Regions from separate parts of the Mus musculus genome. Here region 2 is linked to region 1. Evidence: chromatin loops called from intact Hi-C (ENCODE). Cell type or tissue: gastrocnemius. All regions are shown on one strand.

Evidence for each region. Peaks named below come from ENCODE experiments on the same cell type or tissue, not always from the same donor. Only the 100,000 strongest peaks of a DNase experiment are listed, where the experiment ranks them.
Region 2: it touches region 1 in a loop (1.8-fold over the local background); 3 of 42 quality-filtered maps call a loop at or near these places.

What each region holds. Positions count from the first base shown.
Region 1 is chr5:73,148,213-73,156,212 of GRCm38, forward strand. It overlaps Fryl (FRY like transcription coactivator), which reads right to left. Exons shown (of 63, transcript NM_028194.2): 4 at 1-10. Among named protein-coding and RNA genes, the nearest start is that of 1700071G01Rik, 4.8 kb to the right of the region's middle. In gastrocnemius, no CTCF peak of the experiment used is centred here; a DNase peak (open chromatin) is centred at 3,044; H3K27ac peaks cover 249 bases.
Region 2 is chr5:73,236,825-73,244,824 of GRCm38, forward strand. The region is part of intron 1 of Fryl (FRY like transcription coactivator); the gene reads right to left. Among named protein-coding and RNA genes, the nearest start is that of Fryl, 16 kb to the right of the region's middle. In gastrocnemius, no CTCF peak of the experiment used is centred here; DNase peaks (open chromatin) are centred at 3,773 and 7,745; H3K4me3 peaks cover 481 bases; H3K27ac peaks cover 1,638 bases.

The DNA of each region.
Region 1 (8,000 bases):
GGTGCTGAAGCTGGAAGTGAGAGAGACAGAAGAGCCCTGTGTTACTAACCGGCTCTGTGGGACCTGGACCTGCTCCATCCACCTCAGCAGTCATCACAGCTCGACCCCTCCTGGATCCCCCAGGCTTGGTCGTCCTCCTTCACAGCCCCCTCTCACGCTTGCCATTCTGATGTCTACCTAGCACTACCTAGCACTCACTACCCAGCACTACCTAGAACTACCTAGCACATCTGCAGTGTAGCCCGGCATCGCGTTTACTGCTAGGCAGTGGCCACTTTTCACTCATGCGGTTTCCAAAACATCAGGCATTCTCATCTGATTTGCTTTGGCCTAGGTGATTCCCATGTACCTAGAAACAGTGCCTGGCACACTTCAGGGGCATGACAAAATATTTATTGAACGACTAAATTCTAAAGCAGTGTGGTTCTCAACCTGTGGGTCGTGACCTCTTTGGCAAGCTTCTATCTCCAAAAAAATATTTACATCATGATTAAAGACAGCACTGAAATCACAGTTTTGAAGTAGCCAGTGAAAATAATTTTATGGTTGGGGGGGTCACTACGACCTGAGGAACTGTATTAAAGGGCCGCAGCATTAGGAAGGCTGAGAACTGCTGGTCCGGAGGAATGAAGGAAATCCGAGAGATAAGTACACGAAACAGGAGCAGGATTGGGAACTTGAAGATGCTAGCTACCTTGAAAGGCGCACACGTGAGGCTTCACTAAAGAAGCTACAGCTGCAGGCCTAAATGATGAAGAAGGGAGTGGAACACTCAAGACCGAAGAGGAGAAAACAAAAAGACCAAGGGCGGGCGCCAGGGTGGAGGGAGATACGCGCTTTAGGACTCCATGAAGGACATTTAGTGGGGAGGGATGGAATCTGACTTGTCCTTATAAATCTCTCTGGCTTCTCTGGAGAGTGAATCTGAGGAACCCAACCACAGCACCAGGGATGCCAGTCCACGCAGCCAGTGAGATGGCTGGAGCTTGGGCTAAGAAGATGCTGAAAGTAAAGGCTCAGAGCCTCATCCAGTTTTTTTTGGTACTAAGGTGAGGAGCAGGAATCAGCAGTAACTTGCCGTGCCTTCTCTTAAGTCACCCAGAAGATGCTGTGACCGTCTGCTCTGATAGAGATGATATGTGTCTGTCAAGTGGTGTGAATCCCGTCATGCGTGGTGGAAAGAGCATTAACCTACATCACTCTCACCTATAACTCATCCAGTCATGCCTGTCTTCCCAGCCCGAGGCTTAACAAAGACTGTATTCGTGACTTCTGCTGGCCTAGTGTACCACAGACTTGGAATCCAATGCCTATGCTGCTTTCTAACCTGCTCTTTGGCCCCTGCCTTCTCTGCATAAGGAACTGTCTGTCACCTAGTTAACCCCAGCCCTGAAAAGGGGATGCAGAAAATGGGTGCTTAAACACTGAATGGCTGTGGGTGTCTGCATCAGAACAGGACAGCAAATTTGTTTTAAAAGCACATAAATTTGAAGCCTACATTGCATTTTTAGGTCAAAGAAAAGTCTACTCTAATAGCAGCACGGGCTTGCGTTCTAGTAATCCAGAGCCTGAGGTACTTATGGTCACAAGTTCAAGATCAGCATGGGTGAGAAAGTTATTGCTAAGTCAGCCTAGGCCACATGGTGGGGGTGGGGGGGTGTCTCAAACCTTAAAATGCCTACTCTGTAAAACACAGTATGTAAATATACACACATTTGCAACAATAATCCAAAGATTATTACAAACTGCTAATACCGAACCTAACAAGTACCTTTTATGAGCACCGAGTTAAAACGCATTTTGTATTCTAGAATTAAAATTGTATCATAAACATAATCCGAGGCAAAAATTCACAGTCCTTGGAACACAGCACACATTATCTCAAACAATGGCCTGCTTGTCTCCGATGTGTCACGACCCAACATTGTGTATTATTGAGAGGAGAATCTATTAACCAGCGTCACTGTGGACCAAGTCAGAGATCTTACATTTTTAAAAATTAGTTTTGGCCCCTTATGAGCCAAAAAGACACAGCTCATCTCAAATGGCTCGCCCTTGTTGCCCTCTACCCTCGCTGAAATCAATCATGAATAAATGTGCCAAGACAGAGGTTCTCAACCTGTGGGTCCCAAGCCCTTTGGCCAACCTCTAGCTGCAAAAAAGATTTGCATAACGGTTCCTAACATTGAAATTACAGTTGTGAAGTAACAATAAAAACTAACTTTACTGTTTGGGGTCACCACAGCACGAGGAAGTGTATTAAAGGGTCACAGTGTTAGGAAGGGTGTGGACCACGGCTCTAAGGTTGCATGACTGCACAGTGAAAGACATTTGTCAAGGAAGTCAAGGTTCCAGGGAAAACTTCATTTCTAACTTAAAACCTCTAACTTTCACCAACACCAACTGTTTATGATTAAATAAGTTCAAACAGCATTTCAATTTATCTTTTACTTATTACTTATTATTCTGTTGTACTTATTACTACAAAAATGGAAGGGAAAAAAGTATCTTCCTGCTGAAATTTCAGGCTATTAAATATCCCAATAACAGAGAGTTAGAAGAGAACTTATTTTTTTTATATAGACCTGTTAATAGCACGAGCAACTGAAATGATATGATTCAGAAATACCAAATGACACGAGAAAAATGTACAAACCACAATATCAGATTTGAGACAACAACAAGAAGAATAGATACAGGAAACTAAACTGAAACTCAGAGGAGTACTTGGAGCATGTTAAACAGAGAACGGACCACTTTCAAAGCCAACCCAAAACACAAATGAAATTAATTAGAAAACTACCAATACCTTCCCAAAGAAAACAGAAGATAAACAACAAGGATGGAGAGAGAATAAATAAAGTGCCCGATCAGCACAAAAAATACTCACTTTTACCAGGTTTCTGATAATACGTAAGAACTGGGCAACATTTGTCATCTGTCAAAGGGCTAGGAGGACCAGGCTGAGCAAGCCATGGGGAGCAAGCCAGTAAGCTGAGCCCCTCTTGGCTTCTCCATCCCTCTCTGACCCCCAGCCCCCTGCTGGGCTTGGCTTCCTACCCTGACTTCTCCCAGAGAGGGACAGTTAACTGGAAGTGTCAGTGAACTTGAACCGGTTACCTACCCTGACGAGGCTTTTTGGTCATGGTGTTTTCTCACACCAACAGAAACCCTAACCAAGATGCTCGGTGACACTTGACCACTTGAGTTAAATATTTCATAAAGTCAAATAGGAGGGCTGTGTTTTCCTAGTATTTAAGCTTTAATCATGTCTGTGTGTGTCTCTGTGTGTGAGTGTGTGTGAGTGTGTGTGAGTGTGTGTGTGCCTGTGAGTACAGTGCTCACGGAGCCCCTAAGAGGGTGGAGGATTCTCTGGAGCTGGAGTTGCAGGTGCTTGTGAGCCACCCAATGTGGGTGGTGGGAATTGAACTCATATCCTCTAGAAGAGCAGAGTGAAGGAATAAAATAAAGGTTAGAGTGTAAGTCTTACAAACATGGTCCAGGCGTTGAATTTCAAACAGAAAAATCCAGTCACATTAACCCCACTGACCATGAATAGCTACGTTAGGATGAAGCAACAACTGGATAGTTTTCATTTCGTTCGGCATTTCTGTTTTCACTTAAGCGCCACATAAAATGTTAAATTACTGGTATTTTTTTTATATAGTTCACTCTCTATAGCACCGTGCTGATATATTACATGCAATAAAGCAGCTGTCCTATTAATAAAACACCTGTCCCGTGATAAATTCAAATTCAGGCAAAGGCAAAGGAAGAGACATAACCCTGGGCCCGGTGTGTCTCTGGGGTTGTTAGAACAATGGACTTCAGGGTACTTTGCATGCATGGCTAAATAGGCAAAACACTTGTTGCTCTAACACGAGGACCAGACTTCAGTCCCCAGCATGCATGTAAAAGCATGCTTCACCCATGTGACAGCATGTACCTGTGACGCCAGGACTGTGGCAAGGGATGGGCTAGAGACGGGTGGATGCCTAGCAGCTCACTGCCAGCCAGCCTCACTGAAACCAGTCATTTCTAGGTTCAGCAAGAGAATCTTACTTAAAAATAAGCTGGGAGGTAATTAAGGAAGACATTTGACCTCTGTCATGTAAGTGCAGAGTAGAGTCCCCTTGTGGATGCCTCCACCCACCCTCCCACTCAAGAGCAGCTTGGCTGGCTTTGTTTTGGTGACTGTGAGCAAGCTGTTGCTGTAAAGGGTGAGCAGGGTGTGGTGTGGATGTGTGGTTTAGTCCCTGCAGGTGAAAACCATAAATGACAATGATGAGTGTCACTGTTGTAAGAAACTACCTAAAGGCTACCCTCCCAAGCCATTGCCCCATCTTAACATTGACCTCTGGCCTTTACACACACATTTATGCACTCATGCACAAGTGTGCATGCATACAAATACACATTCTCTCTCTCTCCCTCTCCGCCTCCCCCTCTCCCAATCTCTCTCTCCTTTGTAGGCATAGGCTAATATAACTCAGATATAACCACTACGCATAAGAGGCTTATGTGGTACAGAAATTCAATGGCACCATAGAGTTGCTTACTATTATACTCACTGATGTTTATACCATCTAGCAATAAGTTTCGATGACACTTAAGAAAGAAAGGGCCTTAGAACTATTATTTAAAAAACCAAGAAGGGGAGGAGGAGGAGGAGGAGGAGGAGGAGGAGGAAAAGGAGGATGAGGAGGAAGAGAAGGAGGAGGAAGAGGAAAAAGAAAAAAAGAAGAAAAGAAGAAGACGATGATGACACGACGACTTCCATAATCAAAGCAAACCTACGCCAGAGGGTTATTTCATGGACACCAATGAAGTAATCCTAAAAGTTTATACAGCAAGAAGAACAACTCAGAAAGAGCCAGAACAATATGGAAGGAGAATGAATGAAGCCCAGGGGCAGACACTACCTGGTTTCAGGACTTATTATAAATCTCCAGTAATCAAGGCATTGTGTTATTGGCAAAGGAACAGACAAACAGATCAATGGGACAGAACAGACAGCCCAGAAATAGACCCACACAAATATAGTCAACTGATCTTTGACAAGGGAGCAAAGGAAAGGCAACAAGAAGAAAGACTTTTCAACAAATGCGGATGGAACAACGAGACACCCACATGTTTAAGGGGGCAAAAAAAAAAAAAAAAGAAAGAAAAAAAAGAAAAAGAAGTTTAACAGAACTTTTACCTTCCATAAAATCTCACTGAAAACGAAACACAGAGACCCAAACATAAAATTCAAAAACTGTATGTCCCCTGGAACATAGGAGAAGACCTAGGTGACCTTGAATTCAGTTGGGGCTTGCTACATACACCAAAATCAAGACAGGTGAGTGGGAAGAAAAATTATTAAACAATGCAAAAAGCAATGATAAGGATGAAAAGGCTATCCCCAAGGAAGGAAAAAAATCTAATAACGGATTTGTATGCAAAATACATAAACGACAACATAAGAAAAACAGCCCAACTTAAAAACAGGCACTGTACAGAGAACACAGAGATGGCGTGTGAAAGACCCTCACCCCAGTTAAGTGCTTGGGAACTGCCAAGGATGCACGGCCACTGGAGTGGCGGGGCTCCCAAGCTGACCACTGGTGAAGAAGGAAGAGGGACAAACAGAGACAAAAAAATCACTCGCTGCTGGCAGGAATACAAGACACGGCAATGGCTTGGGAGGTGGCTTGGTAGTTTCTTAAATAGGTGATATCCATCATTGTTGCTCATGGTTTTCACCTGCGGGGTCTAAACCACACGTCTACACCACACCCAGCGCACCGTCTACAGCACTTGGTAACAGCTTGCTCCCTCCGTCACCAAAACAGAGCCAGCCAAGCCGCTCTTGAGTGGGAGGGAGGGTGGAGGCATCCACAGCCCGGACACTACTCCGAACTTACATGACACTAGCCAGCGAAAAGAGGATATTTTGAAAATTGTTACACTGTGTGCTTATTGTGTGTGTGAGGGAGGGTGTGTGTGTCACAGGTCATTGCACTCATGTGGAGGTCAGGGGACAATCCACGAGAGTCAGTTCTCTCCTTTGACCTTGCAGGTTCTAGGTAATGACCTCAGGTTATCAGGCTTGGACCTTTCACCCACTGAGCCCTCTCTGAGTTCTTCAAGACAGGGTTTCTCTGTGTAGCCCTGGCTGTCATGGACCGCTCTCTAGATAGACCAGGCTGGCCTCAAACTCACAGAGATCCACATGCCTCTGCCTAGTGCTGAGATTAAAGGCGTGCATGGCCACCGCCACCCATCTGACTAGTTCCAATTTACTATCATTTCACAGGGGAGAAGGGGCTTTGGAGCATGAGACCCTGTCCTAGTTTCTCAGAACTTGCCATTGGTAATCTTATTTCCCCCAGAACCAAGAATCTCGATGCACCCCGTTCTCCTCTAAGTTCCACAAGGACCCTTAACACAGCGTTTACCACATCAGACTTTCCGGTTGGATTTTTCAACTTTTTTTACAGTGAAAGGGCTAAAAAGAGAGGCTCACCACTTTGACAGAGAAACAGCTACCAGGGCTTTGTTGTAACTCCTTCTTTGTTCTTTTATTTATTCAACTTTAGTCCGTCGTCCTCCTGAAAGTTTCTTTGGCTACTAATACAGAGCGTCTCTCCCAAGCTTTAACCAGCTCTTCTGGGTTTGTTTACTGAGATTTAGTCCTGGCTTTACCACCATAAAAACTTCCACGCTTGAGACAGAGTGTTAGCATCTCCTGGCACACATAGTCCTACATACCAAATTTACTGTTAGTCACACCACCATGGCTATACATATCTTACACATTAACTTGGGGGAAAAAAAAAAAAACCTGGCATCTTTATAATATAAAAAGTCCTTGGAGCCAGCAATGCTACACAGCTTTAATCCCCACATCCAGAGACCGAGACAGTCAGACAGATACATATCTCTGTGAGTCTGAGGCCAGGTTGGTCTACACAGTGAGCTCCAGGAAAGGAACTTTATAGTGAAACCACCCCTCCTTTTTTTTTTTTCTTAAAAAAAAAAAAAAAAAAGGAGAGACTGAGGATGAAGGAAAGACTAACCATAACCAGTGACTGGCCCAACTCAGACCCATCCTATGGGTGGCCAAACCCTGACACTATTACTGACGTTAGGTTATGCTTGCAGACAGGAAGCATGGCTGTCCTCTGAGAGGCTCTACCGGTAGCCGACTTAGATACAGATCCTTACAGCCAACCATTGGACTGAGGCCAGGGACCCCTATGGAAGAGTTAAGGGAAGCATTGAAAGAGCTGAAGGGGATGGCAACCCCATAGGAAGACCAACAGTGTCAACTAACCCAGATTCCTGGGCGCTCCCAGAGACTAAGTCACCAACCAAAGAGCACACACAGCCTGGTCTGTGGCCCTGGGCACATACGTAGCAGAGAGGACTGCCTTGTCCGGCCTCAGTGGGAGAGGGTGAACCTAATCCTGTAGAGACTTGATGCACACTGGGAAGGGCGCTGGGGGGAGGCAACCTCTCAGAGGCAAAGGGGAGGAGGGATGATGAGAACAACTCTGGGAAGGGGGACTAGGAGAGGGGAACATTTGGAATGTAAATAAATAAAATAATTAACGGAAATTAATTAATTAATTAATTAAAGTCCATATTCAGAAGCTGGTATGTTCCCCGCTAAGAACATGCATCCATAGCTTATTAATTCTAACCCCTCAATACTCTGCTTCTATCGTGTGTGAATGAAATCATTTTCCCCTTACTAGTTAGTTCAGTGTTTCTCTTCTCATTCAGCCATAACAGATAGCAAAACTAAAACCTGCGCTTGTTCTACCAACAGCCGTTTCGAAAATGTTTATTTATCCTCATCTAAACTATTCCCACCAAAAACAGTTTCTAAACATAGAAGCCCTGGGGCAGCTCTGGCGTGTGATCCATGTTTTTCACCTGAAGTCTACCACAGAAAGATTCTATAGACTAAAGCTCGAGGAAGACGAGGAAGACAACCCCCACTAAGACGACCC
Region 2 (8,000 bases), 89 kb after region 1:
GAGGGTGGACCCATGGCCCCTCCCCTTCACCCCTGCAGTCTTTGTGACTGTCCCACAAACAACAAGGGGTAAGTGGTAAGGAGCTGAGGGGTACCAGAAAAGGGCACACTTAGCTACTGATGGTCTCCAGAAGCACCGCCCTGGAGGCCAAGCGCCTCCACCTCTGTGGGAGTCCTGCTCTCCTGAGGTCACCCTGTGGAGAGATCGTGTGAAGGGACAGCTCGGGAGTCCCAGCTGTGTGAAGCTTCCCAGGCCTTTGTCACATGAAAGCCCCAGGCTTGTCTTGCAGGCAGCCAGCCTCAAAGAGAATCTAAGAGATTGGGAAGGCCTGGCTGAGCTGAGGCAAACCCCATAGCTGTGAGCAAAATAGATGACTGTTTTTGTTTCAAACCAACCGCTCCTGGGTGGGTCTTCACACAACAGTACAGATACCACAGAAAGGTCGGCTACTGAGCAGAGTGAAACCCTCCCCTGACCCAACAACAGGGAGAAAGCTGGTGAGGAGATCCATCAGGGATAGACAGAAGGGTGTTGGTTGGTAGCAGAGGTGGGAGGGGAGTGGACAGTGGGGGAGGGGACTGAGTTTCCTCACACAAACGCACCCCCCCTCAAAAAAAAAAAAAATCAAGGGAGAAAGGTGAGTGATGGCATCCTTGGTTTGTAAATCATGTGACGAACTTCAAAACTCACCAAAGCCTGACGATGCTGAAGATCATTTTAAAGGGGATTTGGGTTTTTTTTGTTGTTGTTTTTTGTTTTTGTTTTTTTTTCTTGAGACAGGGTTTCTCTGTATAGCCCTGGCGGTCCTGGAACTCACTTTGTAGACAAGGCTGGCCTTGAACTCAGAGATCCACCTGCCTCTGCCTGAGCTGGGATTAAAGGCATGTGCCACCACGCCCGGCTGGGGATTTGTTTTTTAAGTTTATTCAAATTTCTACACATTTTCTTCAGATTTAAACAAACAAACAAAATCTGTGAGCTCATTTCCTTCTTCCTGACATTTCGATGGGGCTGTTACCTAAGATTGTCTCATTAACCAGCCAATCTGACACAGGATGAAGAATCATGCTCTATGCTGAGGCTCTCACAAAGAAGCAGGGGCCCCTCACCTCAGGGGCCTCAAATTTCATCCGTCTCCACCCATTTTTGTTTGTTTGTTTGTTTGTTTGTTTGTTTTCAAAACAGGCTTTCTTTGTGTAGCCCTGGCTGTCCTGGATCTCCTGTAGAGGATGCTAGCCTGGCACTCAGATCTGCCGGCCTCTGTCTCGGGAATGCTGGGATGCAAGGCTTGGGCCAACTCCACCCTGTTTTAACAAGTCATGATTACTGTCTAAGGGCTGCCATTCAAGCAAGAGGGAAACACTGTTTCAAAGTTTGTAAAACTTGTATTGAATGAAACAATGAAACAATCTAAAACTAGTCTTACCATTAGTTAGTGACTTGTGTACTATCAGGAGATGCTAAAGGCTAGAGCCACGGCTCGGTGGGCAGAAGAGCTTGCTCCAAATGGTTGAGGGCCTGAGCTCAAATCTCGAAACTCATCTCAAAGTTGACGATGCAGCATAAGCATCTACAGTCCCTGAGCTCCTGTGGAGAAATGGAACCCGGCAAAGACACGAGAGGTGTTTTCCTCCCAGAGGCTGTGGACTAGCTAGTCCAACAGAGACCCTGTCTCTATATACACCAGGATGGGGGCAAGAGCAACGCCTGAAAACGTTCTCATGCACTCTGCATACCATGGCAGGTGTGTGCCAACATTCATGCTCTCTCTCTCTCTCTCTCTCTCTCTCTCTCTCTCACACACACACACACACAATAAAGGACCTTCTAAAGAAGTTCTGGTGGCGATGTGAATATTTTTAAAGCCGCAACACAGAGTGAGCACTAAGTACTCACTGATTTAAATCGCTACACATCAAATTATACTGACACCCACTCTCCTCCCTTTGTTAGCAATAGGACGTTGGCGTCTCTGCTATACACATGGCTATCTACCCAAATGTTACATCTCCCAGCTTGGTCTCTAACTGGTTGTAACAGTATGACCATGCTGTAGCCCAGAGGATCTGAAAAATGAGGCTAGCCATTCTGGGAAGGCGTTTGTCCTAGTTTGGTCTCTATTACTGCAACAAAACACTGACCAAAAGCAACTCACTGAGGAAAAGGCTTATTGCATCTTCCAGTTTGTAGGCAGTCATTGAGGAAGGGCAGGGCAGGAACCAGGAGGCAGGAACTGAAGCAGAGACTCCTTGCTCCCAGGTTCATGGTCTACCTTCCTTCCTTTCTTCCTTTCTTTCTTTCTTTCTTTCTTTCCTTTTCTTTTCTTTTCTTTTCTCTCTCTCTCTCTCTTTCTTTCTTCCTTTCTCTCTCTCTCTCTTTCTTTCTTCCTTTCTCTCTCTCTCTCTCTCTCTTTCGTGTGTGTGTGTGTGTGTGTGTGTGTGTGTGTGTTTCTAGACAAGGTTTCTCTTTGTAGCTCTGGGTGTCCTGGAACTGGCTATGTAGACCAGGCTGGCCTCGAACTCTGAGATCTGGCTGGCTGCCTCTGCCTCCCAAGTGCTGACATTAATCATATGGACCACCCCAGGCCAGCCTTCCTTCCTTTCTTATATAGACCAGAACCATCAGCTCAGGAATGGTACACCACCCATAGTGGGCTGGGTCTTCCCACACCAATCAGAAATCAAGAAAATGTCCCAGAGCTGTGCCCAATGAACGCACAGGCCAATCTGATAGAGGCAATTCCTCAGTTAAGATTCCTTCTTCCCACATATGTCAAGTTGATAGGAACTAATAGTGGCAGGGTGCATGTGTGTATGCTTAGCCTCAGCCTTTTTCATCCCCTGCCTCACTGAACACTAGAATTTCTCAGGCAAAGAAGGCACACACTGACTCCATAGAGGCAGCTCACCTGGTCTGACCCACACGTGTCTTATCCAGCACCTGTAGAGAACACATGCCTGTCTCATTCAAACCACACACAGACAGTACACATATGTGACATCAGCTAGGTGTCAGACCCTGCCACGTCAATGGAGATGTAGCAAGGGCACAAGAAATGGAGAACCCGGGCTGGTGAGATGGCTCAGTGGGTAAGAGCACCCGACTGCTCTTCCGAAGGTCAGGAGTTCAAATCCCAGCAACCACATGGTGGCTCACAACCATCCGTAAGGAGATCTGACTCTCTCTTCTGGAATGCCTGAAGACAGCTACAGTGTACTTACATATAATAAATAAATAAATCAAAAAAAAAAAACTACTCTAAAAAGAAATGGAGAACCCTAAACTTCCTGTAGCTAGCTAGCACTTTGAGGACAGGAGACAAGGAATTATAGGTAAGTAGCTGGAGCGTAAGAAACTGAGAGTAGTGGGGTGGTGGTGGCGCACGCCTTTAATCCCAGCACTTGGGAGGCAGGGGCAGGCGGATTTCTGAGTTCGAGGCCAGCCTGGCCTACAGAGTGAGTTCCAGGACAGAAACTCTGTCTTGAAAAAAACAGAAAGAAAGAAAGAAAGAAAGAAAGAGAGAGAGAGAGAGAGAGAGAGAGAGAAACAAACAAACAAACAAACTGAGAGAAAAAAAAAGAAAGAAAATTGGGAAGAAGCACAGGTAAGCAGGAGCTGCGGTCAACCTCTCAGGAAAGGTGCCGCCTGAGGCAAGGCTAAGAACATTCTAGCATGGAGAGACAAATCCTACCAGTGCCATTGGCAGGCTCAACTGTTGGAAAGCGGAGGAGAGAGACAGAAGCATCATGGCAGGTAGGCCTGCAGCCAGGAGGTGCTTTGTGATCAAATGTTAGCACAGCTCTTTGATTCAGTCAGCCCCACTATGAAGGCTGGTCCCTGAAAACGCACAGGCCTGGCAGCTGTCCCTGGCCAGTGCTACTCAAAGGACCCACTGGTTAAGTGTACAGGGCTCCCCACTGGTGAAGTGTACAGGGCTCTTGGAATCCTGAAGAAACGCGCATGGACTATCACTTAGGATAATGACTTCAGCTGGGCATGTGGCACAGCACACCTTTAAGGTGGGCAAATCTCGGAGTTTGAGGTCAGCCTAGTCCACATAGGAAGTTCCAGGACAGCCAGGGATACAAAGAAAGACCCTTTCTCAAAAAAATAAATAAAAAATAAAAATAAATATATATTATATAACTAATGTGTTATATATAATTATATATAGATATATAAAATACATTTTATTATATAACTAATAAAACATGTTATATGTGTTATATAAGTTATATTAATATATACTATATAATATATAATAATATATTTTAATATATTTTACCATATATAATATATATTAACATAGCACAGAGCCAGTCTGATCTCTGCATTTGACAGTTTTGAACAGCATTTTTTTTTTCATTTCCTACTTTCTTCTTTATAGAACCCAATACAGCCACAACTGCTCCAAGTACCTCGGGCCCACCAGACACTATTCACAGACCAGTCGGTATGTGAATCCAAGAAAGCCTCGCTCCCAGCATGTGACACACAAGACATGTGGGTCACACAGAGAACCATCACTGGCCAGGTAAACAAAACACACAGAAATGACCAAGCAACAGTCAACACTGTGCCTCTAGGCTGAGGAGAAGCTTGAGAAATCCATCAGCCCTACATACTGAGCTCTTCCTCCCTCGAGAGCAAAGAGGAACGGACTCGGGATGCAGCTGTCACCTAGGTCAAGGGTACCCTACGGGCCAACCACAGACCAGAAAAATCAACTAGACTACGGGACCCAGAGTAAGGAGGAGGTAGAAAATAAGACAGGAAGTCAGACGACCACGAAGATGAGCATCTGTGAACGTTCACAGAAACCAAAATAATGGGCACCCTAAGTAGTCCGAGTGGAAAGGGGGAGGGAGGGTTAAAAGTACAATTTCAACGTACACACTGGCTTGCTCTCCCAGAGCACCCACTTCCCAGCACCTACACAGTGGTTTACAACCATCTATAACTCCAGTCCTAGATGATCCTACACCCTCTCCTGGCCCCCACAGGCACTATATACCACCCATTGTGCACAGACACACACACAGGCAAAACACCCGTAATACACATAAAATAAAAATAAGCCTTTTTTTTTAAATCTAATTTCAAATCAGACAGTAGCAGAGGACAGAGACTCAGAATCTTCCAAAATGAAATTATTTGAGCATAGACTTTTCTATCTAAGCTGTCAATCGAGGAAGAAGGCAGAATAAGTCCATTTACTTGAAGGTGTCCTTCAGCAAAGCTAGGGTGGAAAAGGATAAAGCTTGATTCGAGCGAGAGACACAAGAAGCGGTGGCCAGGATCCAAGAACAAAATGAGAAATGTGTCCCAGGATGGCAGCTGCGAGGCAGGAGAGACAATTCATCCCATTAAATCAGAAACTTGGTGAACTCCACCGAAGAAGAATGGGATGGATTCTATTCAAGAGACAGAATAATTAGGAGGCTGGCTTCACGACAAATGTGCAGCGTCTTTTCTCAATTAAGGAATGAAGAAGATGTGCACAGAGCATTCCAGAAGAAGGCTGCTGGCTGACTAGCCACAGAGCGTCCACTCTTACTCTGATTAAAGAAAGGAGTTTACTTTTTCATTTTTCCTGTATGATAGATATGGTGATTAGGTCCTTCAGGTCCATGGGATAAAGCACTGGGGAGCTAAAGTAAGCCTGGTACTCCTGCTCTCCTACGACAGTGACGGGCTGATAGTGACCCGACTTTGCCAACCCAGTGAGAACATAGTGGAAGGTCATCTGGGGAGAAGCTTGGAAGAACCGCCTAAATGATGAAGGGGAAGATTATGAGGTACAAGGTTGTTGTAGAGGGCGTCTCTGGCTATCAGTGGGTTTAAATATGGACCACCCACACCCGAGATAGCCACTGCTACATGGAGGTGGTGAGGGTTAACTGGGGAACTGACTACTGACTGCATCCAAACTGAACTTGGTTTTCAAGAGCGTGGCCTGTTCTCCAGACTCCCAGCTCGAGCTCAGTCCTGAGAAAGGGAGAGGTTCAGGCTGAGCAACCTCCTCCTATCAGAACAAGTCTTGAAAATACCATCTTGACTCTGCGTGTGCGCCCCTGATGCCAGCAGACTGAGTGTGACTACAGTCTGTCAGCCTCACCTGTGTGATGCTGTTCTGTGGAAAACATCCGGTGCTCAGAGAAGGAAACCTGGGACATGGATACTGCTCAGGATCAAATCATTGCCCCAGATTGCTTGAGGGAGTCCTTGTCTGGTGTGTGTGTGTGTGTGTGTGTGTGTGTGTGTGTGTGTGTGTGTGTGTGTTTAGTGATATATGATGAAATATTTATGAGTAAGAACAGAGAATCACAATGTGACGGTACTAATAAAAATGCTTCCCTCCCCCCATAGTCTCATAGAGGGTGGCACTATTAGGAGATGTGCCCTTGTTGGAGGAAGTTCGTCACTGGGGGGGTGGAGGGGGGCGTGCTTTGAGGTTTCAAGTGCTCAAGTCAGGCCCAGTGTCTCTCTCTTCCTTGCTGCCTGCCAATCCACAGGTAGAACTCTCATCTCCTTCTCTAGCGCCATGTCTGCCTGCACGCTTCCAAGCTCCCTGCCATGATGACAGTGGACTAAGCCTCTGTACTGTAAGCCAGCCCCAAATCAGCGTTTTCTTTGCCTTGTGCTCAATGTCTCTTCACAGCAAGAGAAACCCCAACTAAGGCACGTGGTAGCTGCGAGCTTCTCTCAAATGATTTGCAGAGTTTTATTCAGCCATAAAAAAAAAAAAAAAAAAAACAATGAAATCATGTCACAATGAATATATCTAAGAAAAAGAGTCACCAAAATTATCTGTAGATGTGTCTAGATACTCAAAGGTAAAGAAAGCAAGAAGTGCCCAGACAAAATGTTCTGAACGAATGAACCTAAACAACGAGCAGAATGGCCCTAAGCAAAATCCAGACAGCAATTCACACGGTCTACCTCACAACCTGTCTTTAACTTTTATCTGTTTCAAAAATATGATTTTGTTGCCATTGTTGTTTGTAGGGGATGGCTTTCTTTTTATTTGGTTAGGGTTTTGTTGTTGTTGTTGTTTCTTTTTTTTTTTTTTTTTTTTCTTTTAAATCTTTGGAGATGGGGTCTGGCCATGTAGCCTGGGCTGGCCTCAAATGTGTAACGATCCTGCTGCCTTCTAAGGGCTGGAACTACAGACAGGTACTACCATATCTGTGGAAAACGTGTTTTAAAGGGAGAAGACGGGCTGGGGAGATGGCTCAGTTGGTAACGTGCTTCCCGGACGGGCATGAGGGCCCGAGTTCAGATTCTGAGCACCCACGTAAAAAGCCAGGCATTGGGGAAGCAGAGACAGAGAAACAGGGGAAGGAAAGAAGGAAGAGAGATCCAAACACACCACCTACCCTATCCACACATTCTGCCTTCCCACACATTAACCAAGACAAGAAGAGAAAAGTCAGGAAATCACAAGTGACCTGCAGTTCAACAATCGGATGAAAGCAGCCTAGAATGATAGGTGGGGCAAGATGGGACACAGTGGCAGGTATGAAAGCGTGTGTGTGCGCGCGTGTGTGTGTGTGTGTGTGTGTGTGTGTGTGTGTGTGTGTGTGTGTGATGACTTTGAGCTACCTGATGACAACAAAGAAGAGAACACCTTTTTGAGTGGCTGGGATGATGCTTCAGGGGTAACGGGCAATGTGTCGAATAAAGCGCCAATCCCCAGAACTAAAGTAAATACAGGCAGGGATGGCAGTCGGCCAGTAAGCCAAGCCCAGTCCTCTAGGGGAGACAAGAGACCGCCAGAGCGAGCTGTCTATTTAGACTAGCCACATCGACAAGCTCTGGGTTTGATTGAGAGGCCCTGTCTCATTGAATAAGGTGGAAGAGCCCTCAAAGATGATCCCCTCATCAGCCTCACGTGCACCTACACTCACAGACGTGAATATACACGTACATGTACACCATACATACGTGTAAAAACCGGAAAAAGTAAGAGAGCCCGAACACTGAAGGAGTAGAAAGAG